5 separate regions of the Homo sapiens genome follow, and all the other regions are linked to region 1. A link is a loop called in an ENCODE intact Hi-C map of the cell type or tissue named here. Cell type or tissue: PC-3. All regions are shown on one strand.

What was found. Peaks named below come from ENCODE experiments on the same cell type or tissue, not always from the same donor. Only the 100,000 strongest peaks of a DNase experiment are listed, where the experiment ranks them.
Region 2: it touches region 1 in a loop (4-fold over the local background); 37 of 110 quality-filtered maps call a loop at or near these places.
Region 3: a loop joins it to region 1, with 4 times the contacts of the local background. A loop is called at or near these places in 3 of 110 quality-filtered maps.
Region 4: it touches region 1 in a loop (5-fold over the local background); 6 of 110 quality-filtered maps call a loop at or near these places.
Region 5: it touches region 1 in a loop (8-fold over the local background); 3 of 110 quality-filtered maps call a loop at or near these places.

Annotation. Positions count from the first base shown.
Region 1 is chr3:188,973,316-188,978,315 of GRCh38, reverse strand. No RefSeq gene overlaps it. Among named protein-coding and RNA genes, the nearest start is that of TPRG1-AS1, 28 kb to the right of the region's middle. In PC-3, a CTCF peak has its summit at 2,218 (motif pointing right); DNase peaks (open chromatin) are centred at 2,205 and 3,215; H3K4me3 peaks cover 1,770 bases; H3K27ac peaks cover 1,130 bases.
Region 2 is chr3:189,129,828-189,134,827 of GRCh38, reverse strand. It overlaps a transcript of TPRG1 not described here. Among named protein-coding and RNA genes, the nearest start is that of TPRG1, 40 kb to the left of the region's middle. RefSeq lists enhancers at 2,319-2,388, 1,826-3,025. In PC-3, no CTCF peak of the experiment used is centred here; a DNase peak (open chromatin) is centred at 2,227; H3K4me3 peaks cover 426 bases; H3K27ac peaks cover 851 bases.
Region 3 is chr3:189,038,851-189,043,850 of GRCh38, reverse strand. It overlaps a transcript of TPRG1 not described here. Among named protein-coding and RNA genes, the nearest start is that of TPRG1-AS1, 94 kb to the right of the region's middle. In PC-3, a CTCF peak has its summit at 2,168 (motif pointing right); a DNase peak (open chromatin) is centred at 2,160.
Region 4 is chr3:189,230,515-189,235,514 of GRCh38, reverse strand. The region is part of intron 3 of TPRG1 (tumor protein p63 regulated 1); the gene reads right to left. Among named protein-coding and RNA genes, the nearest start is that of TPRG1-AS2, 7.6 kb to the left of the region's middle. In PC-3, a CTCF peak has its summit at 2,066 (motif pointing right); a DNase peak (open chromatin) is centred at 2,094.
Region 5 is chr3:189,050,578-189,055,577 of GRCh38, reverse strand. It overlaps a transcript of TPRG1 not described here. Among named protein-coding and RNA genes, the nearest start is that of TPRG1-AS1, 110 kb to the right of the region's middle. In PC-3, no CTCF peak of the experiment used is centred here; no DNase peak of the experiment used is centred here.

The sequences.
Region 1 (5,000 bases):
CAAAACACAGTAGACTAACTGAACAAAACACCACTAATCAAATTTCACTGAAGCCATGAAAATGCAAGTGATCGAATATCAAAATTTATTTTCATAATGCCTGATTTGTAATAACCCTATCATCTCTTCTAATCCACTGTAACATGTACAAATTGCAATTCTCTAAACCTCCTCTTCCCATCTGTAAATTGGATGAAGAAAAAAGGAAAGAAACACAGAACAATACTACCTCTTCTACTCTTTTTTAAGAAATTCCTAGGAAAAACAAGAATACTTCTTATGAAGATGCTGCTGCCCAACTTTATAATGCACTTCCCTTTTATTCCAGGTCACATAATAAATGGTCATACCAAAACTGTCTCTTCCGCATGTTTTAAATCTAACACAATCCAGTAATAACCAAGAAACCCAGTGAATAGACGCTCTTGTAGACTGTATCTTAAAGGAGACAGTTTCTACCCCCACGCCAGAGTGACAAAGGCCAGAGGGGTCAGTCAAATCAAACTGTGTGTTAGGGAAAACGGAGGCTTTAACTCAAAGACTTTCTACAAACACTAAGTTTATGTCAAGGTTAGTGTCACAGAACAGACTAATTGGTATCAGATGCTATCATGCTGTCCTGGAAGTATGAAGAGTGAACGGGTACCTAATGGATGGGATGAAAGGATGGAGAAAAAGCTTGTGAGCATGTTATGAAAGGCTTCAGTGAAGAGTGGAGATGTCTTCCTTGAAGTGTTGACATCTGCATTAATCAAGGTGTCTCTTCAATTAACTAAGTGACGAGTGGCTGGGTGCAGTGAGGTATAAAGAGAGTGCTGTGGGCAGAAGGAACCACATTAGCAAGAGCATGGAGACAATGAAGAGCATGGTGTGAAGGAGAACAAAAGAACATACGAATGATGAATGAATGAGTAAATAAATGCTGTGAAATAAATAGGTAACATTGAGGGGCACTGATGGCATTTGAGCAGAAAAGTGACATAGTCAGACAAATGAACATGGCAACATCATGCTGCAGGGCTCGGTAGTATCAGAAGACAGATAAGCCTGTGACTTCTCTTATTTTTCCTATATGGTCAAATTTAACAAGTTTTATCATAAATTTTTTGATGTGCATCTTCCCCCGTGAGAACAGGTTCAAATTCTCTTTTTGTCTTGTTCACTTCTATATTTCCAGCACCTGCTAGATATCTAGTATACAGGAACCATCCAATCAACACGTATGTTGAATGAATGAGCACATGGATGAATAAATGTATAGAGCTTAAGGAAGCCTAGGACAATGACAGCGAGGACAGAAACAGATGTACCAATGCAAGTCTTCATGCAGTATTAAAATCAACATCATTTGGCAACTGCTTTAGATTTGGGGATGCAGGGTTGGGGCAAAGGTGACAGATTTTGGGATTAAGCTTGTTTGGGTGGGGCTGGAAGGTAGCACTCACAAGAGCAAGAGTGGGACCAGGTTCAGAAGGAGTTGAGGTTGGCTTTGGTCCTGTCAGGTTTGGGTTGCGATGGCAATCTTGTTTAAAATGTCCAGAAAAACTGGGAATGCAGAAACTGGGGCTCAAACGAGAAGTTAAAGCTAAAAAGAGAGGTTTGACTGCTCCCTCTAAAGAAGTATCAGTTAAAGCTGTGGGCAAGGATGGACTTGTCCAAGAGGGAGGGCGGCGAAGAGAAAGCAAACAAAGATAGTGCCTCAGGGAGGAAGGCAAGATGAGCTGAAGTCTGAAGTTTGAGAACCAAGTCTTGATCTCCTGATCCAGTTATCTGATCTCTTATGCATTCAGCTGTCCCAGAAAACACCACAGATCCTTGTTCTGCCTAGGGAGATGAGTCCTTTAAATGCATGCTGCATTTTAGCCACTAACTACAATCACCAATTCTTGCATCAACCACTAACAGTGGCTCAGAGATTGCCACTTGAGGCTGCACATTGCAAACTTATTTTCCCCTCTGATGCTATTTAGTTTCTGATGGTGTTATTAAAATAAAAGGCTATTTTTTAATGAGCTGGGAGAGAATCCACTTAACCGAATTGTTCGTAAAAGGAATAAAACACGTCAAGACTCTGCTTAGCGCCAATCCACCAATATAGGATCCTGCCTTTGCAAGAACCTTCTTATGTAAATATTTACAAGGAGAGTAAAAAAAGAAAGCGGTTTGGGGAGCCACCAGATGGAATAATACAAGAACAAACTTGAACACAGTCAAAATGGGCTTCACCAACAACAGGCGTCCTCTTAGGAATCTACCATTGCCTGGGGGGGTGAGAAAGGAAGAACAGAGAGTTAAAAGGAAAAGCGGCTTCTGGCAAAGCTTCTCTTGGGACTTATTTCAGCTAATCTCTGAAAACTAGGTTTTCGTTTCTATTAAAATCTTCAAAAACAATTTATAATAAACCCTCTAATAGTATTTATGAGTTAATTCATTATCCGTCACTTTTGCCTCTCTAACCAAGCTCTACTGTTGTCTCCCAAAGATTTTCAAAGATGCTGCTTTGGTGCTCATGGGTGGTTAAGCAGGAGTGAAGCTCTCTCCAGGGTTCTCTTCCCCAAGTCCCAGGCTGGCCCCTTTGCATTTGACTTCTGAGGCAGAAGAGTCTGTTCACGCTGCCGCACATGAGCCTATTATGCATTGTTTCCATTTCTCCGTCTACCTTGAGTAGCCTAATTACAAAGCAAGGAGCAATAACTGATATATCTATTATATGATGTTCTTGCAGCTGCTCTTTACCCTCCCCTCCCATCTCTCTGGGTCCCCTATGTAACCATTTTCTGACTCAGAGCACATTTGAAGCAAACTTGGCTCACAATGCATTTTGCAAATAAACCACAAAATAACATGATTGTAAAAAATGTTAACTGCAAAAGTAATAAATAAGAAACTAAATAAGTACGTAACCACAGAGCCTTGTCTGGCTCCTCGGCTCGCTGACCACAGCAGCTCTCTGTTGTCCGTCCTCACTACGGGACAGAGTGAGAACGCTAAGAAAAGGGGAAGACACACCATCCTCGCCCAGGGGTCTCATAGATGGAAGTTACACATAGATAGATTGTTCTCTCATTGTAAGACAGAAAGTTTTATGTCAGAGCTCCCCAATCTAGACAAGCATTGTCAGAGAAGAGGAGAAGCAGGCTGTTTGTCACCATGGTTTCATGTTCACCTATTGCTTTTGTGAGCACCTAACAGGGGTCTGGCTCTGTGCCTGGAGGCATACACATAGCATCTCATGTCACTCCTTAGCAACCCTCAGATGTGGGTATGATTAGTCCCAGTGCACAGAGGAAGAAACGGAAGTCCACCAAGAATCGAATAGCAGTTAGACCACAATATTTCACAGATGCTGCAAAGACTTTATACAGATGAGAGTGGAAAGAGGAGAGTGCAGCAGAAATACGCTGTGATGTCCTTCTCCCCCACCACCACTTCCAAGCCTGGCTGTTGAGATGTGCCCAGTGTCAAAAGAATTGGGGATTAAAACACCAAAGCCTAAATATCAGACTTGCCAATTATTTTACTTATATTTACTTTGAAACCCTGCCAGTCTAAAGACCGTCTTCACCAGAAGACTTCTGTGGCTGGGAAAAATCTCTCAAGGCAATGACCAGTGTAGTCCAGTCGAAAATGAAATGGGAAATTGAAAGCTAGGCCTGAAGCTGAATAATACAGTGCAAAATTTTCAATTCAGGGTCAGTACACAGTAATATTTTATGCCTCAGGACAGGGCTTAAGTATTAAGGACAGAAAAAGAGTCACTAATGTTTAATACATACAGAGACAGCAGCACGCTAGGCCCTATGGCCAGGACCCCTACATCACAGAACCGTGGAGGACCCTATTCACATTATCAGCTATGAATAGTGTCCCTCCTCCAGGGTCACACAACACACATGACCTGCAGAGCCCAAAACAGGCTTTTCTCAGGGAGATACCAAACACAAAACAAAAACCAGGGAAAACACAGTCTCAAGTCAATTACCAAGCAAGGGAAAGAGAAAGGTCCACATGCAAATGACAACTAGGGGAGGGGGTAGTTATAATTGCTCTGCATGAATTGAGAATGGAACCACTGCCCAGTTTACTAAGCATGCTCACATGCATTCATGCCTTTTTTTTCACAATAGCTCCACGAATAAGGGTTATTATTCTTATTTTCTGAATGGGAAAACAGGGGCTCAGAGAGGGGAAGGGACTTTTCTAAAATTTCCAACTTTTAGGTTGGAAGCCAAGACCCATATCCAAGTAGCCCCTGCCTCAGAGTTTCTCCCACTGCCCCCTCACTGGCACATTGGAAATGCAGAAGAAGAAGCATCAGCAGGAGCTCCGTGCGCCAGACTCCAGAGGGGAGTTGCAGAAAGCCTCAGTCAAGGAAGAAGCAAAAGAAACCTTAGGAGTGGAGGAGGCATAGACGCGATAAGCAGGAGTTTGGATGAGAGTGTATGACATAATGTGATCCACAGAACTTTGGAATTTATTAAAAGTCAAACCAAATTATTTCTTCTCTGATGAGCAGCATTCCAAATACTGAAGGTTTATGGTTTAAATACAAACTCCATTGTAACTCAATTAGGATGGAACTATTTCTAAAATCGATTATGCATTTGTCTATCTTCTAAGACAAAGCATAAAGAAAATAATTTAGCCTTTCACAAGGGGGCACACTGTAGGCTGTCACTTTCTTCACTGCAATATAATATATGATGACATTCTAGAGGACTCTCTAAATTTAAAGCACCTCTTGACTCCACACTCGATCCGGATTGCTGTGATTTTTAAGTGACTGAGGATTCGCGGCAGGGGTTCTGTTTATCTTGTTTTCTGTCTCCTCTCTTCTTATCAAGTCATCAACCTTGTACTTGTCTTCCTTTTTAGTAGGCCTGCCTATTGTAACCCATTCTTCCTCATCAAATGTGCTGTTTTGGGTCTTGTATATATCTATAGGTAGCCAAGTTTATTAACAGTTTGTGTAAACTAAAATTATTCAAGCTCTGAGTGAG
Region 2 (5,000 bases), 160 kb before region 1:
GGCTCTAGTCATGACTAGATCAGTAAATCACTGTAAGTCCTAGTGAAAATTATTTACCTTTCATGTGGCTCTATTAACATATGAGTAAAATGTATTTAAAATAATTATACCATCCAGATGCAGTGGCTCATGCCTATAATTCCAGCAGTTTGGGAGGCTGAGGAAAGACGATTGCTTGAGGCCAGAAGTTTGAGACCAGCCTGTACCACATTGTGAGACCCCAACTCTACAAAATTTTATAAATTAGTCAGGTGTGGTGGCATGCCTCTATATATAGTCCCACCTACTTGGGGAGGCTGAGGTGGGAGGATCACTTGAGTCAGGGAAGTCAAGGCCGCAGTGAGCTATGATCATGCCACTGTGCTCCATCCTGGGCAACAAAGAGAGGCTCTGTCTCAAAAAAAAAAAAAAAAAAAAAAAAAAAGGATACCCCCACTGCTTATTCCTAGGGCTGTTAGGAGGGTTCAATGAGATTGGTTCATTTTGTGAAAGATAACGTTAGTAATGGATACTACTTGTACTGAACATACAACTTAAACTGCTGAAACTTTGAAGGGCCCTGAATACTGAAGAACATAACATGTTCATTTTGCAGATGAGGAAACCAAGCCCCAGAGATGGCAGGTGATTTACCCACGGTCAGACACACAGCAGGGACAGAGCCACCAGATAAGGTGGAAGCTCTTCCTTCCTGGTGTCACTACTTTCAAAGACCAAGGGCTGGGACCTTGACTGGAAACAAACCATACAATGGAAAGAAACTATGGGTTGAATAGCTAACATGTGTATTCAACATTCCAAGCAGCAATAAAGCCTGCAGTATGAGTAGTCCAGATAACACTATTTGCCTCCACACTTCTATGAAGTGAGCAACTTTCTTTTGTTGTGTCAACTTGAGTTGGCCACAGTCTTCAGAGTCTCACACACCTCCACTCAATGACTTTAACATACACTAATCCATTCTGTGATGGTGAATACTTTTATTTATATTAATATCCTCATAGACTAGGTTAGAAATTCAGATGCATTAACACAACCCTCTCCTGTAGATCTTCTCTTGTCTAGCTCGAGATGGAATGCTGTAAGTGAGGAGCCATGTGTTAGTTTGTTCTCACACTGCTATAAAGATACTGCCTGAGACTGGGTAATTTGTAAAGGAAAAAGGCTTAATTGACTCACAGTTCCACAAGGCTGAAGAGGCCTCAGGGAACTCACAATCATGGCAGAGGAGAAAGCAAGGACCTTCTGCACATGGTGGCAGGAGAGAGAAGTGTAGGCAGGGCTTATAAAACCAACAGGTCTTGTGAGAACTATCACAAGACCAGCATGGGGGAAACCACCCTCATAATCCAGTCACTTCCCTCCCTCAATACGAGGGGATTACAATTCAAGATGGCATTTGAGTAGGGACACACAGCCAAACCATATCAGGCCAAAATTAATTTCTTTCCTGAACTGTGGCAAGAGGCTTCTAACTGATCTTGATCTTGCTCCTTTGCCTTTTCCTCTCTGGAGTTGGCACTATTATCTTCCCATAACGTTACTACTTCTTCTCTCCCTGTCTCCCTAGCACACAGCATAAGACTTCAAATCTTCATCCTGGCATTCAAACTCTTTCCAGATCTGATCCCAGTCTCTTTCCAGTTTTATTTCTTCTACTTCCTTATTTGTATGTTACATTTCAACCTAAATTAGACTCATTGCTAAATCCTGAATACACACAGGCCTTTCTTTACACTAGTCTCTCCTCTGGTAGACCATTCATCAAGACCCACCTCTGTTTTCCTTGCACCATCATGGTATCATGTTTTTCCTGTTTTCAGTACATATTTCCGTTCATAGTGTCATGGTATGTGTACTGGCCCCGCTTCCTCATTAGAAGGTCCTCATGTTGATTATATCTCCATCCCCCACAGAACTTAGCTCAGTGCCTGGAAACAAGTCTCTTCCAGAAAAAACTAACTTACATTATTTGAGGAAAAATAGACATACTACACTGGAACTGAAGACCATCATACTAAAACTTTTTAAAATAAACAGCTTTGGCTAAAGATGAAAGTATTTCCATGCAGCTTCAAATCAGATTTGAGTAGCTGATTCTCCAGACAAACGCTAGGAAAATTGTTTTACCTGTTTTCCCGCCTGACAGTTCAGTGGCCTAAGTTGCTTTGAAGTCTATAAAATGGCCAGTATCTCCAATCTGAGCAATGTTTCCTTTCCAGACAGGAAGACTGCTGCTAAGTACAGAAGCCACGCTTGTTTTTGCGGTCGGGCTGCAATGGTGACTCATCCAGTAAAGCCAGAGACTGTCTGTTTTGATCTTTCACTGTTCAGAGACTCTTTACAGTTGTAATTTGCTTTCTTTCTCTCTCTCCCTCATCACCTCTGGTGACTTATCAGAAGGGTCGCACACATTTGACAAACGGAACCTGTATAAGGAGAGAGAGAAAGCACGCGATCAAACACGCTTTCAGCTAACGCCCAGGAATAGATGCTTGTGTTTACAGCTCTGATGATAGGGTTCCAGTAATGACTTGGCCTTTTTCTCCTTGATTGAATATTCCCTTGGGCCTGCCAGTCCAGGCTCCTGTTATTTAATGAGGACATTGGAGCACAACATCAAGATGTCTGCAAAAATGACCTTTCTTTTGGGCTCACTCCAAATGCAAAGAAAAGAAGAGACCAAGTTAGACAGGGTGGTTCTGGAATACAGCTTTGGAATTTGTCCTTTTCCCAGAAGTTCAGAATCAGGGAGTCGTGCACTATCAGAGCCAGAGAGAACCATGGAGATGATCTAGTTAAAAGTTTCATTTTTCACATGGAGAAACTGAGGACTAGAGAAGAAAAGCAAGTTGCCATAAATCACATAGCAGTCACAGCAAATCTTAGTTAGTATTCCTTTGAATAGCTTGAGACAGAAATTAACCATTGGCTAAACGTTGGCTTTAAATAAAAAAGAAGCTTTCCTTAGTTTCTCCTGAGTTATACTGTGGCACTATTATGCTCTCCTTTTCCTTCTCAAGGAGATGAGAGACAAGCAGCACAAGCATAATAATATGCCTCTGGCTATAAGTTCAATGTCTCACTCTTAGCTTTGAAAGCCAATATAGGATAAGGATAAAGGTCAGTGCTGAAGGGTCTTAATGAGGACAATCTCAGAGGTCCCAGATCTGCCTCATTCACTGTGTATCTGCATTTTGGCTTCACCTGCAAAATGGGGGATTCGTTTATTGACTGAGCATTCTTAGAAAGTTGAAATGAGAAAATATGATCAGAAAGTGCTCAGTAATATAAAGTCCTACTGCATTTGTGAGAAGAATTATTATTATGTTATCAACTGCTATCTACATGGTCTTGTTTCCTTCAAGATGGAGATTTTATATTCTCAAATTATTGTAATTTTGCCTTTTAGTGAGCTTTTTTCTAGACAACTATATATATATAAACACACATATAGATACACGTATATACACGTATACATATACACACATGAATATTTATATATAATTCCAACATTAGAATGTATCATATTTACATAATATCTTAAATGATATTGCCTTTTTGTAATGTATAGAAGTAACTCATTAGGGATTTCTTTAGCACCAATTTAAACACTGAAGCCCAAGTTGGAATCTCCCTGAGCCCTCCCATCAGTGAAATTACTACATAATCGCTGCTCCGATTTAAAACATTTTTTAGAGTAAAAGGTAAGATTATTACTAATTATGCTGCCAAAAAGGATAAATCTGAACTGTTCTGGGCAAAGTGGGACATACGATCACGTTACTTAGAGTTGTGCAGAATTTTAGGTATTTTACCGGCCAGAGGTAACATGGCATGAGGTAAAAAGTACACATCTCATAATCAGAAGTTTTGGATCCTAGCTCAAGATCCACCATTGTTAGCAAAAATCACATATGGCCCTGAACCTCACTTTCCTCTTCTCTAAAACGCAGGTCATTCCCTGCATCTCAAACTCAGGTTATGACCTGCATTTGAGGAAGAATGTAAATGAAAGCCTGTTATAGCTGGAATATATAGCTCTACTGTTGGATTTTTTAAATAGTACTTTCAAATGGATTTTTTTAACAGACATTGGTACTCTTCACATCACATTATGAGTGTGTCCTAAGCAGTTCATATTCTGCCAGAATATATAAATGGTTGCTTGATAGTAGAGCCCTCACACTCACAGAAGGGAATCTACATTTGCCTCTAGTTTCATCCTATTACAGTCCATGTCAAGGGACTATTGGTGTTCTCTTTCATGCTGTTGTTCAGTTTTATTAACTACTGGTTAAAATAATCTGCTACGTTTTGACCATGCCAGGCCATTTTCCTCTGATAACATTTGAGTTACTGAGATTATACCTGTAAGGTCCATTTTAGGCCAGTTAAGAAAGCACTGAGAATAGAAGTTTAATTTTTTCAGGTACTACATGTAAGTTAATTCACCATTTCCTTAATGAGGAGCAATGTTTGAATTCTCTGAAGCCTCATAATCTCTCCCAGGCAGAAAGGAATCATGGATCCTAAAGACAGTCAAAATAGTTATTGTCTAGTTGAGTTCTTCTTTCTATAAATTATGAGAAAGATCTCATGGTGCTTATAACCCAACATACTCGGTACTATGCATGTGCCTAGAACCCATGGCACATGATGTATGTGCCAAGATCTGTACATACATCATGATCATCTGGTTGAGGATATTCTATATTACTCAGAGCTGAGCTTGCCATGAGTGCTTGATAACTGCATTACAATTCACTTATCATTGCCATAGTCATCAACATAATCATTTATCAGTTCAACATTCAGCTGAGAAGTTTTATTATCCCTCTTATGAAGAGTACCTTAAGTATTATCTTTGATTTATCAGCCTCCATGAGATTTTTTGTGCATTTCTCTTTCCTTCACAATGCCTAACACAAGGCCCTGTATAGAAGTAAATGTTTGATCAATGTTAGTAAAATAAGTAAAATTATTTTCATACTCCTTCC
Region 3 (5,000 bases), 66 kb before region 1:
CACTTTTCTTAATGACATCCTTGTGGAAACTTTTGGCTCCAATAAGCTTTGGATCACAACCCAACTACTAGTTTTAAACAGTGATTCAACCACTAGCCCCAAGCAGAAATGCCAATGTCACCGTGCCCTCCTTCAATTCAAGAGTGGGTGTCATAGAATTCCAGTGCCATCGCAGTGCCTAAATTGAGGTGGTGTCAATATATACAAGCCAGTCTCTGAAGGGAGTTGTCGCCCAAAAAATTGTAATGGAGTTAAGCAGACGATTGGCTTTTATGACAGTCTGCTTCTTAGTAAGTCAACAAATTGTTCTTCCATCAGGGGTGAAAATATGAAAAATAAAGAGAACACTTAATGTCACAGAAGGTCAGATCCCATAAAGGGCCTGCATGATATGCAGTCCAACCTTGTCATTTGTGTGAATGGAAAAACTGAGGGCTAAGAAAGAAACATCTTGCACGAGGTCACAGAGAAAGTCAGTGGAAGTGTTGAAAGCATCTCCACAATCTGACACTCCTCATTCCAAGCCTCAGGGTCTTTGCAATACCCTTTAAACCGTACTCTTTAATCTGTATCCCCATCATGTTGTTTCCCCAAAGAAAGAATTTTATGTTTATTAAAACTCAGGCACCATGAGGCCCTATGTTCAAGCCAATATTTTGTGGTTTAGATTCATCTTTCGGTTTGGATTCAATCTATATATAGTTTTCCTTCTATTTTTTGAACAGGGCCCATTTAATTGTGACCTTGTGAAACAAGGTGAAAGTAGAAAGGCCTTATAGTTAGCAGATCCCATAGTGTTCTCCTTTGCTTTACAAAATATTTGGAGAATAAACAATGGGTGAACAGTGTGGTCATTGTCTCTGGTTACAAACGGTGACAGGCACCGGGCTTACTCTAGCTTGTTTCAGCTGTCTCCTTTATGGAGGTCTTTGGGTTGAGACCAGGGTTTCCTTGACAGCTCTTCTGGTGAGCCACCACGCAACCTCCTGCTTGTAGCTCTTCCTTCCTATGGACCTCAGTTTCCTCATCCATAAAATAAGGTTCCTCCCAGCCTTAGCAGATTACATGTTGTTATATGATGATTTATCTCAATGCCTAAAGAAACTATTTAGCTTTCCATTGTGTAGCATACTTTTCTTCAAGCATGATTGAGTTCATTTTCATGAGGGATCATCAAGTATGCCTCAAGCAGCTGAGATACAATATAAAGAAGCAGTGAGAAGACCTGGGTTGGTGAGCCAACTCTGACCCCTGCTAGCCCAGAGATCCACACAACCTCTCCAGGACTCTATTTGTTCATCTGAAGATACAACGTCTTCCTCCTTCCTCTTCATTCAAAAAGTATTTCTTGAAAATCCATAATTAACCAGGATTGGCATGAGATTTTTGAAACATAACAGATACCTAAGTAACCTATAAATTATTAAACATCTTATAGATAGAAAATGTTATCAATATTTTACTCACCTCTGACATAAAGCTTATTATACACCTAGCAGATCAGGATGACCCAAAGAGGGATAAAACACAAGGTAAGATACTAGAAAAATAAAATTAACCAAAAAAGCTGAAATTGGAAAAGAAATATATTCTTGATAGTTCAAAAAAGGACGTTAAGGTTGTCATTATAGCTAAAAGTTTATCTTTCTTTGACTTTTTAATACTTGTTTTATAATTTCAGATTTTTTTTTAATTTCTAAAATTGAGGATATTTTCATTGTTCAATGTTTAGGGCTTCTTAAGGACCTAACCTTAAGAAGATAGGTCAATTCCCATCAACATGTGTTTACAGAGCTCCCCAATGATTCAGAAACAAGCTGCTAACATTGGCATTAACAATACAGAAGCATCCTAAGGCTGGAGGTAGGGAAGTTGATTTTCATATCAGAATCCAAATTATTGGGTGAGGCTCAAGCAATGGCCTGAGATGGTATTTTGAGAGCAAGAGAAGGCAGTGTCTAGTTGTATATTTTACGTTCAACATCCTAAGGAAATAAACAGTTCTGCAGCAACAGGGACAGCTCAGCATCTGAGTCTGAGGCCTTTGTGCATGGCAGTTTCAGAATCTGCTGGGGTTTTCCCCAACCCTTCGCCTCCACTTGAAAGCAGATCTAAGGGCAAGCTGGTCTCTCAAAAAGAAATCACATTCTCTCCTGCCACCAGAGGGCCCCATCACCAGGTAACATGGCAGAAAATTGCTGGCATCTGAGTAAAGGGCTAAGACTAGGAAGCTTGTTCCACCTCCCCACATGGGGTGAGAAGGGAAGCCATGAGTGCCTTGCCCATGCCCCATGTGCAGTTTTGCTTTGCTCCCTAATTAGAAACAATAATATCTCCCACACATTGAGTGCTTACTTAATCACAATAGTCCTGTGAAGTACGTGCTAAAGAGGCTCAGAGTTGTTAAATAATCTGCCCAAAGCATACAGCCAGAAAGGGAAGAGCCAGGATTTGAATCCGAGACTCTCTGATTTCAAAGTTCAGATTCTTAGTTGCAATACTATATTTTTCCTGTTACTTGAATAACTCAAGCAGCTTTTAGTTTATCATTTGGGACCTAGAGGTGAGTTTAAGGAATGCAATGACCATGCTACATGAGAATCCAGCTTATGAAATGATCCTCTTTCTAGGGGGAGGTGGGCTCCTTCCAACTTAGCAAGAAGGAAGCAAAGAATTGGGAGCAATAAGGAAAGAGGAAGTAGAGGAGCCTAGCGACATCCTAAAATGGCTGTGGCTCAGGGGTTCCCTGATTCTGTTTCCTTTCACCAAATCTAGAGCTGTGATGTTATCCAGGCTAAAGTGCAAAGGCACCCTGGTTCAAGATGCAGGTGCTCTCAGCCTAAAATGGAAACAGTCAGGGAAAGACCAGAAGACTGTGGAGGGGCGACCAGGGCTGAACAGGCTTGAGGAGCCTCTTGGGAAGTAAGTCAATCTAAGGAATAGCTGCCAAAGCCCAGGCAGAGATGCCTGAAAAGTGCCTCTGAGCAATAGAGGAAGAATGACACTGAGGACCACCCTTTGACTCATCTCGTGGCTCAGTCCCTAGGGACTTGTGCCCAAATCATGGGGAAAGAAAACAACCTGGATGGAATGTTTTACCCATCGTTTCTTTAAGACTTTGAGAGTAAGGGATCATACCACTGTGGGACCAGTGTAACAGACAATGGTACAAGGTTGGGAGAAAGGGGTTTTTTCCATTGCAGAAGATATGAGCAGAAGTAGCACCAGTATCAGGGGGCAAGAACAGCAGTACTCTTAATGGTGGACAGAATGGCATTGTGCTCCCACTGAGAGATGCCAAGAGCCTTAGCCACAGCAGGAAGCCAAGCAATGGCCTGAGGTGGTATTTTGAGAGCAAGAGAAGACAGAACCCTTGGTATAACTCTCTTGGCACCATCCATGGGGAATACCACCAGCAGCAACAGTGATGAAACTACCAGGGAAACAAACATTTTGGCAACCAAAACTGAGGAGGCTTATTTGTCCATCATGTATACCTCTGGGAATACCTGTAAATAACTAGGAGGATGGCTAAAGAAGGGATAGAAGTTCAATATTTCGCTGTTTTCCTAAATGTCTAAGGAGTCATAAAAGTCTATTTAATTTTCATTAAGATTAATTCACTTTCATTAAAATTCGTTTCTTTCATCTACCACAATGAGGCCATTCAAGAGAAAACATGACTTATAAAAAATGTAACCCCCAAATTTGGAGTTTAGTGGAGGCAAGCTAGGTCCAAGAGTTATAACCTGGCCCTAGGGTGTCAGGGAGGCAGCTTTCCAGGCATAGCCTCTATAGAAAGAGCTTACATAACTCCCTTAAGGAAGGAGTAATGTATCTTAAAGTAATGGATCAATGGTCTGGTTCCAGTAGATTCTTGAGGTTTACATATAAGGAAATGCATGTTTGTAGGAAGAATTCCATAGCAGACTGGAGCTGTGTTACTTAACTTTAGAGGCTACTTCTAGCTCCAATGTTCTGTTGCTCTTTGAAAAGTCAAAAAAAAAAATAGGAGTGAGAAGAAGATATCAGAATGATCTCCTTTCCAAGGTGCCATCTGAATTAAGACAAGCTTCACCTATTTTTCTGGCTTTCAGTAAATGACAAAAAAACAAGTGTACATTCTCTCTCAATGATTTGATCTTCAAAACTAGACTTCTGCTAAAATTGCAAAAACTTTGTGGTTTTCAATAGAAATGTTCACTGTCATGTTCTCTTATGAAATTGCTTTCTTTTCACTACACAGAAGGAAAGATCTAAAGAGGTCTCCAAATTTCTGTTGGGGCCTCTAAGTGTCTGCACTCAGTGATGTCACAGATTTCTGTTGTTTAGCTATCACTGAAACCTATATTGTATCATTTTCCCCTTTCAGTTAAACGTTGCCCTCATCTTGTGGTAACCCTCATTTTTTAAAATGCTCCTTTCAATTTCTAACATCATTCATGTATTTAACTTCCCAGAGAATTTCACAACAGGGCCCTGAAAGTTTGGAGAGTGCCAGGAACAAGGGTGTACCTGGGCCTTGACAATGCCTAGGACTGGGGTGGAATGGAAGTAACCTTTGCTTTCTTCTTACTGAAGATTCAGCAAAGAATATAAGCCTACAGAGAGCCAGCTCTGGGTTCACTGTGCTCCATTTCTTTCTGAACATTTCCATAAAGCAACACCTCCCTACCCAAACTGTAATGCTATTTCATCTAGATAGCTATATCCTTGTATATGTCACATGTGACCCTGCATAGGTTTCCCTCCGGGAATTTCTGGGTCAAGGGGTATATATATACATATACTTCCAACAGATTGCCCTCCAGAATGGCTCACCAGTTTCCACTCCCACCAGCAGTGCATGAGGATTCTCATTTTTTCACATCTGTGCCAACAATGATACCATCTGACTTTCTCATTTTTACCAATCTGATGGGTGTAAAATGAGTCTCATTATGGTTTTAATTTATAGCTCTCTCATTACTTATGATGTTGGGGATGTCTTCATGAGCATG
Region 4 (5,000 bases), 260 kb before region 1:
CAAGCTAGAGACCTGGGAGTCATTCAGACTCACCGTATTTCCTCACATTCCATGCCTAGTCCTACAAATTTTACTCCTAAGATAAAGATGTCAACACCACCCACCTCTCTCCATCTTCCCTTTCACTCTTCTAATTCAGTCTTTCATCATCTGCTGCCTAGATGATTGCAATCACTCTCACTCTAGGCTTGGGTTACTAGTCACCCAAACCTGATTTACTTACATATACTCTTGCTGCCTTCCAATCCCTTCACCCTACTGCAGTGAGGGGATCCTTTGGAAAAAAAAAAAAAAAAAGCAAACCTCATCTTTACCGCCCTACCCTGGTTCAAAACACTTCAACAGTTCTTGCTTTTCTGAGAAATTACAAAAACCTTACCCTGGTCTAAAAGTTTCTGCAGGGTCAAGCTCTACCTACTTCTTCAATTCCCTCTCAGGCCAAGTCCCTCCACTCCATTTCCTTTATCTTCTTTCAGATCCTTGTATTCACTGTGCCCCCTCCAACTTAAAGGCCTTTGTACATGCTGTTCCCTCTGCTGGCAATGTTGTTCATGAATCTCCACCTAGTTAACTCTGACAGAGCTGAGCTCCATTACCCTTTACTCCAGCAAGCCTTCTCAAACCTCTGTGGCTACTTGTCTTCTTTCTGATATACACTTTCAGACCACACATATTTCCCACTTATGGTACTTACCTTGGATGCTATTGTATAGTTATTTCTATGATTACATAATTAATGTCTGTCTCCCCTCCTATACTGTAAACTCTGAAAATACAAATTCAGTTCTTAGCCTTGTGTCTCCAAGGTTGTAGTATCCAAAACATACTTCTGAAATGAATTACTAAAAACACAAGCTATCCTGGCACTGCACAACCTATATGCCTTGGTTCATGCTGTTTGGGGAACCCGACTTTCAGGTTTATATATTGCAATAGTACCCCACAAAATAACGTATTTTCTGTCAATAAACAATCAGTAACATTGCGGAAATGTTCATGCCAAAATAGTGAGAAAGAGCAGGATACAGAATGTTACCTGCGGTATCCTTCCGATTTTGTATCAACAACAAAATAATCCACATATCAAAATGTTAACAGTGATTATTTGTAAGTGGTGGAATTTCAGGTGACTTTTATTACTTTTTATGCTTTTATTTGCCAGAGTTTACTTTTTCTGACCATAAACACATTAAACTTTTTGATATCAGTGGCATTTTTTAAATAAATTACCCATCCATAGGTTTGCAGCTTAAATGCTGTCTATTCCATGGAAACTTACCCTCACCTCCCCTACCCACAAGTGGCTAATATCTTTCCTCCCTTTAAATATGCACAAGGCCAAGCGTGGTGGCTCAGGCCTGTAATCTCAACACTTTGAGAGGTTGAGGTGGGAGGCTCACTTGAGCCCAGGAGTTTGAGACCAGCCTGGGCAACACAGGGAGACCTTGTCTCTACTAAAAATAAAAAAATAAGAAAGATAGCTGGGTGTGTTGGTCCGCGGCTATAGTCCCAGCTACCTGAGAGGCCAAGGTGAGAGGGCCACTTCAGTCCGGGAGTTTGAGGTTGCAGTGAGCTATTGTAGCACCACTGCACTCCAGCCTGGGGTACAAAATGAGACCCTGTCTCCTTCAATCAATCAATCAATCAATGTGCACATGCCTCTATCAGTGCTTCAGTTGTGGCCCTAATCACAGTTTTCTCTATGTTACAGTGCTTTCTATCCTACCCATTCCTCCCTCCACGCATATTAAATGGATGCCTCTCTAGTGTAGAATCAGTGCTTTATTTTTATCTGTGTCTCCTCACTGTGCTCAGCAAAGAGTCAAAGAGAGAGTAAGGGCTCAACAAATGAGCAGGTCACAGAATGAAAAATATAGAACCATGAGATCCATTCCCTCTGTTGTGAGAGCCCGTCTTCCCTGGCGAAGGAGTCTGTGCATCTCTTCCAGTTGCCACTTTTCCTCAGCACCATTATCACTTCCCCAATTGAGGAGATGGAGCCTAGGTTCTCCCCCAGATAAAAAGGCACCTGAGAACTCGTGAGTCTTCAGTTTCCTGGGATGACAACAGTTTCACCAGCAGAGGGCAACAGGCAACTAGGAATCACAGGCTGGATCCATCCTGAGAGCTTCCAGTGCCCACACCCAGTTACTCAAATCATCACAGATGCCCTCCCAGTGGCCCCAGTCCCACGCCCAGCAATACTTTCAGTTGCTCTTTTAAAGCTGTGTCAAATTATTTTGTGGTTTGGAAATAATTTCCTTCCAAGAAAGATTTTATTTTAATATTATTCTCTGTCTCCCTCTCTTGCACACAAACACACACACACACACACACACACACACACATACACACTCAGTAGAGGTATCTTCCTTTATATTAAATAGTTACTATTCCTAATTTACAAATCAACCTTCATGCACCCTTCAAACCTCTTAGCCCAGCCCTTGAAAAGATAGTATCTTGGCTAACAAGGAATCAGCAACCCAGGAGGAAAAAACTGAATCATTCATTCCACACGTATTCCCTGATCACCCACTGGGTTTCAGGCCCTGAAGAGGATCCAATTTTGTTTTGCTCTTCAAACACAAACAGATGAAAAATGCACGGCACTAAAGGAAAGCAATTTCTCTCCCTCTGAGTTAAGTGGAGTCGTGGAAGACCTTTAGCTAACTAATCCACAGATTCACATATTTTTCTTTCAGTCATTTGGTTCCTCTTCCCCTGGGTCTTTCCAATTTGCTTAAAATAGAGGACTCTCAAAGTAAACACAGGATACTAATAGAAACCCAATGGTCACCAACCTTCCCTGTTCCCAGGTTTCCTGACTTGACTCCCTGGAGTTCACTTTTCCCCCCACTATCCCATGCAGACAGTCACATACCAGGCTCTGTACTAATTACCAGGAACAGAGAGAATATTATACCATTATTAAGGAATATACAATCCTCTGAGATGTGAGGGGGAATATGTAAGGAAGAGTAGTGTGGTGTAACGAGGCTTGACAATGGTAACTCAAGCCCACAGAAGCTGAACTCAGGTCCCCAGATTCCCAGCCTCTTGCCCATAGGGCTTGCTACTCCATGTATCTATTCGATGCCCTTGAAAAAGGTTATCTTATCAACCCTTCATTTCCTGCTGTTTGGTAAAAATCTCAAGGTTGGAAAAGCACAAGTTGCAAAGTACGAATGATTCTTTGAAATGTTCACAAGGAAAGGACTCAGGAGTATTTATTCAGGAGTATTTATTCATTTTGTTAACACTTCTTTAAGGTGCACTTAGTATAAGACAGACAGAGTATCCCCATAAAAGACAGGTAGGAAAAACCTGGAAACACCCATTTATGTATCCCTTAAAAGCTACTTTTTCTCTTTAGTAAGGAAAGTCCTACCATGAGTTCCATCATATTGTTCCAGTTGATTACAGAAAAAAAAAGTGGCCATTTTTTTCTTTATAAAACAAAGGGCTTTGTAAGTTCTAAAAATACAATAAAAATCACAAACATTAAGTTTTAGTTGAAAGAGATAGATATACACCCAAACACACACACACACACACACACACACACACAAACCAGGTTTGAAGCTTCTGAAATTTACATGAACTGAGGAATAATTCTGCCATGAAGTTTTCTTAGATTATAACAACAGAAGCCTCCATATATTGAGGGTCTTCTATGGATCAGGTATTGTGCTAGTAGCTATGCACATATCATCTCTTTTAATCTTCACCAACAATCCTGATAAATACAGATGAGCACAAGATTCCTGAGCAGTGACGGGCTTTCTATCACACAGGTCTGGGGTTGGAAATGCAGCTCTGCCACCTACTAGCTGTATAATCTTGTAAAAGTTACTTATCCATTCTAAGATTTGGTTTTCACGTCTCCAGCATGAAGATAATAATAGTGTATTCCTCATAGGACTGTTGTTAGGATGAAAGAGATATGACATACGGAGAATTTAATGCAATACCAAGCACACAAAAATGTTCAAATATTGTTGGTTATTAATATGATGGTGACGATGATGAAGATTCTTCTAAATCCCTTAAACACTTTGTATATTCACTGAATAACAAATGAGTTAATGAGGGGGTGAGTGAAGTAAATCTACTTAAAGAGAAGTCCTCAAGCCTATAATAGTTTTCGGATATACAAAATATTTTCATTTTAATTTCCTAAAAAAATTAAAAGAGAAGTCATTAATTCCATATGTATGTGTGTGTGCATATATATATATATATATATGTTTTATAGGTGTTTGTATGAGAGAGAGAAGAAAAGAGAAAAAGGTTTCTGTCAGTTTTTCTGGCATAACTAGTTGTATTTTTATTATACTGCAAGTTACTGGAAGTTATACTTAAGTTACTCTGACTTAAAATACAGACCATGCATTATATGTAAAGTTCCCTTTGCAGGTGACTGCTGTGGAACACCTTATAAGTAAGAACCTGGAAAAGTTGGAAAAAAGATCCAAATGGAAACTCATGAGAGTATCAGTTGAAGGAGTTATGCTACATTCATTTAGATACCCTAGCCAGAGAAGCCAATGGAGGAGGCAAATACGAGCCCCCATCAGAAGACACAGGGCAGCAGCTCAGGATGATATTAATAGCTGAAAAGTGAAGTTACTGATTTGTGATTGAACTTCTTCTCACTACGTGGCATAAAGAAGGCATTTCTTTAGAAACCCAATACCAAGTAATCAGGCCAGAAGTAATCCCCCTACTGATCCAATAAATATTAATTAAGCCACTATTGCACTCCAGGCACTAGTGGTATAATGGTGAACAAAACAAGCCCCTATTCCTCTGGCGCTTACATTCTAGGAGGGGACACAGACAAAAGGAGACAGACACATCAATACAGAGACCTGGAGAAAAAGGAAATAGGAGAATACCCGGGAGAATAGTATTCTAGGTAAAGCGAAATGCTGTTGCAAAGGCCCTGAGGTGGGATCCATGGAGGTCCATGAGACAGAAAGGAGGCCAGCATGACT
Region 5 (5,000 bases), 77 kb before region 1:
AAGATGGAGAGTTTCCTTTAACAAATGACTGGTGAGTGAGGAATATAAATGTTCTAGCTCCCCTGCACCTTGGTTGGGACAAATTTTTGGGACTACCTACACGCTTCCCAAAACTTCCCTGTGAATCAGAGCCTGAGTGGGCCCTTGCGGACCTCTGGTTGATAGCGTACTCTGACTTGGCCTCCTTTTCTATTGGTTCCACTTCGCTATTACTCTACAAGTTATTCTTGGGAACATTTCCTTAAAATTCAATTTCACATGGATTTTTGCCTCAGGGTCTGCTTCTGAGGATCAAAACCTAAGCTAGGAACAGTAGAAGGTCTTTGGAAAGAAGAGGAAATAAGAGATAACACTAGAAGAAAGACAGTGGTACTTTTAGACTGGGCATTAAGAGATCTCTTCTAACTACCTGGGGACCTTAGAAAAGGATCTCATATTTCTAGCCTAAGTGTTCATAGACAAAACTTTTAATTTAGCCAGGAGAAACTCTACAACTAAATACTAGGTAGCATTTTATTCAAACAGATAGTTTAGTTAGAGAAAAACTGTACACACATACCTCATTTTAATGCACTCCACTTTATTGCACTTTGCAGATGGTGCATTTTTTACAATCTGAAGGTTTGTGGCAACTCTGCATTGAGCAAGTCTATTGGCACCATCTTTCCACCAGCACATGCTTACTTCGTTTCTCTGTGTCACATTTTTGTAATTCTCAAACTATTTTAAACATTTTTTCATTGTCATTATTATCCTATCTGTTATGGTTATATATAATCAGTGATTTTTGTTTTTTAAGAGACAGTGTTTCACTCTGTCACCCAGGCTGGAGTGCAGTCACGCAATCATAGCTCACCATAACCTCTACCCTGGGCTCAAGTGATCCTCTCACTCAGCCTCCCCAGTAGCTAGGACTACAGATGGGTACCACCACACCCGGCTTTTGTGTGTGTGCATCTGTGGGTGTGTGTGTGTAGACATTGTTGTCTTACTATGTTGTCCAGGCTGGTCTCAAACTCCTAGCCCTGAGGAGTTTGCCATTTAAATTTGTCATTTTATAAGAGCATGGTTTGTGGCACGCCAAAAATAATTACAATATTAATATCAAAGATCATTGATTACAGGCTAGATGCAGTGGCTTATGTTTGTAATCCCACCTCAGCCTTTCACAGTGCTGGGATTACAAACATAAGCCACTGCGCCTAGCCTATAATCAGTGATCTTTGATGTTAATATTGTAATTGTTTTGGGGTGCCACAAACCATGGTCTTATAAAATGGCAAATTTCATTGACAAATGTGTATACTCTGACTGTCCTACCAACTGGTCATCCTCCCGTCCTTCTCTGTCTCCTTAGGACTCTCTCCTCTTTGAGACATAACAATTTTGAAATTAGTCCAATAAATAATCCTACAATGACTTGTAAGGGTTAAAGTAAAAGGAAGATTTGCATGTCTCTCATTTTAAATCAAAAGCTAGAAATGATTAAGCTTAGTGAGAAAAGAATGTTGAAAACAACAACAACAAAAAAGACTGAAAGCTGAGCGTCTTACCCCAAACAGCCAAACTGTGAATGTAGAGGAAAAAATCTTGAAGGAAATTGAAAGTGCTACTTCAATGAATACACAAATGTTAAGAAAGCAAAACAGCCTTATTGCAGATACAAAGTTTTAGTGATCTGTAAAGAAGATCAAACAAGCTACAACATTCCCTTAAGCCGAAGCCTAATCCAGGGCGATGACCTAACTCTCCTTGTTACCAAAACACAAGGGTCCAGTCTAGGTCCTGTTGCTCTTTGTTACCAAAACACCAGGGTTCAGTCTAGGTCCTGTTGCTCACCACACAGAAAGCCAATCACTGAGACAATGAGTATTGGCTTTAACTGGGTACTGCAGCCAAGATGGGAGATCAGTCTCAAATCCGTCCTCCTGGCAGACTAAAATTAGGGGTTTATATAGCAGAGAAGAAATGTAACCACATATGGGAAAACAGAAATTAGGGAGGAGCAAGGAGCAGGAGTTGGTCAACAGGAAGTGGAAGGTCACTTAGGCAATCATGGTGGGTGCGGGGTCTGGCATCTTATTGTCCGTATGCAGTGATCTGGTAAGTTTCAATTCCTTGATACTATCCGGGAGCCCAAATGTTTGGTTTCCTGAGAAAGAAACTCGGATAAGACAAAAATAATTTCCTCAAGTTTCAAGACTGGGAGGGTCAATTTCTATGTTTCCTCAAAAGAAACCATAAACATCAGTTCTATGAGAAAATTGGGCTGCTTTTATCTTCAATTCTATGAAGGCTAAGACAGGTGAGGAAGCTGCAGAAGAAAAGTTGGAAGCTAGTATAAGTTGGTTCATGAGGTTTAAAGAAAAAAGCTGTCTTCCTAAAAGTGCAAGGTGAAGCAGCAAGTGCTGATATAGGAGCCACAAGTTATTCAGAAGATTTAGCTAAGATAATTGATGAAGCTGGCTACACTAAACATCTGATTTTCTTTTTTTTCTGTAAGTTATTGGGATACAGGTGGTATTTGGTTACATGAGTAAGTTCTTTAATGGTGATTTGTGAGATTCTGGTGCACCCATCACCCAAGCAGTATACACTGCACCATATTTGTAGTCTTTTATCACTCACCCCTCTTTCACTCTTCCCCCCAAGTCCCCAAAGTCCATTGTATCATTCTTATGGCTTTGCGTCCTCATAGCTTAGCTACCACATATCAGTGATAACATACAATGTTTGGTTTCCATTCCTGAGTTACTTCGCTTAGAATAATAGTCCCGAATCTCATCCAGGTCACTGCAAATGCTGTTAATTCATTCCTTTTTATGGCTGCATAGCATATATATATATATAATAGTTTCTTTATCCACTCATTGATTGATGGGCATTTGGGTTGGTTCCACAATTTTGCAATTGTGAATTGTGCTGCTACAAACATGCATGTGAAAGTATCTTTTTCGAATAATGACTTCTTTTCCTCTGGTAGATACCCAGTAGTGGGATTGCTGGATCAAATGGTAGTTCTACTTTCAGTTATTTAAGGAATCTCCACACTGTTTTCCATAGTGGCTGTGCTACTTTACATTCCCACCAGCAGTGTAGAAGTGTTCCCTGTTAACCACATCCATGCCAGTGTTTACTGTTTTTTGATTTCTTGATTATGGCCATTCTCGCAGGAGTAAGGTGGTATCTCATTGTAGTTTTGATTTGCATTTCCCTGATCATCAGTGATGTTGAGCATTTTTTCATATGTTTGTTGGCTATTTGTATATCTTCTTTTGAGAACTGTCTGTTCATGTCCTTAACCCACTTATTGATGGCATTGTTTGTTTTTATCTCACTGATTTGAGTTCATTGCAGTTCTGGATAGTAGTCCTTTGGCAGATGTATAGGTTGTAAAGATTTTCTCCCACTCTGTGGGTTGTCTGTTTACTCTGCTGACTGTTCCTTTTGCCGTGCAAAAGCTCTTTAGTTTAATTAGGTCCCAGCTATTTATTTTTGTTTTTATTGCATTTGCTTTTGGGTTCTTGGTCATGAAATCCTTGCCTAAAGCAATGTCTAGAAGAGTTTTTCCAATGTTATCTTCTAGAATTTTTATAGTTTCAGGTATTAGGTTTAAGTCCTTAATATATCTGGAGTTGATTTTTGTACAAGGTGAGAGATGAGGATCCAGTTTCATTCTCCTACATGTGGCTAGCCAATCACTCCAGCACCATTTGTTGAAAAGGGTGTCCTTTCCCCACTTTATGTTTTTGTTTGCTTTGTTGAAGATCAGTTGGCTGGAAGTAATTGGGTTTATTTCTGGGTTCTCTATTCTGTTCCATTGGTCTATGTGCCTATTTTTATACTAGTACCATGCTGTTTTGGTGACTATGGTCTTATAGTATAGTTTGAAATCAGGTAGTGTGGTGTCTCCAGATTTGCTCTTTTTGCTTAGTCTTGCTTTGGCTATGTGAGCTCTTTTTTGGTTCCATATAAATTTTAGAATTTTTTTTTCTAATTCTGTGAAGAAAGATCCTGGTATTCTGATGAGGATTGCTTGAATTTGTAGATTGCTTTTGGCAGTATGGTCATTTTCACAATATTGATTCTACCCATCCATGAGAATGGAATGTGTTTCCATTTGTTTGTGTCATCTATGATTTCTTTCAGCAGTGTTTCGTAGTTTTCCTTGCAGAAGTCTTTCAACTCCTTTGTTATGTATATTCCTAAGGTGGTTTTTTGTTTGTTTATTTGTTTTGCAGCTTGTAAAAGGGGCTGAGTTCTTGATTTGATTCTCTGCTTGGTCGCTGTTGGTGTATAGAAGAGCTACTGATTTGTGTACATTAATCTTGTATCTGGAAACTTTGCTGAATTATTTTATCAGTTCTGGGAGCTCTCTAGAGAAGTCCTTAGGGTTTTCAAGGTAAATGATAAATATCGTCAGCAAACAGTGACATTTTGACTTCCTCTTTACCGATTTGGATGCCCTTTATTTCTTTCTCTTGTCTGATTGCTCTGGCTAGGACTTCCAGTACTATGTTGAAAAGGAGTGGTGAGAGTGGGCATCCTTTTCTTGTTCCAGTTCTCAGAGGGAATGCTTTCAACTTTTCCCCATTCAATATTATGTTGGCTGTGGGTTTGTCATAGATGGCTTTTATTACATTAAGGTATGTCCCTTGCATGCCGATTTTGCTGAGAGTTTCAATCATAAAGGAATGCTGGATTTTGTTGAATGCTTTTTTCTGCATCTATTGAGAGGATCATGTGATTTTTGTTTTCAATTCTGCTTATGTGGTGTTTCACATTTATTGACTTGTGTACGTTAAACCATCCCTGCATCCCTGTTATGTAACCTACTTGATAATGGTGGATTACCTTTTTGATATGCTGTTGGATTCGGTTAGCTAGTATTTTGTTAAGGGTTTTAGCATCTATGTTCATTAAGGATATTGGTCTGTAGTTTTCTTTCTTGGTTATGTCCTTTCCTGGTTTTGGTATTAGGGTGAGGCTGGCTTCATAGA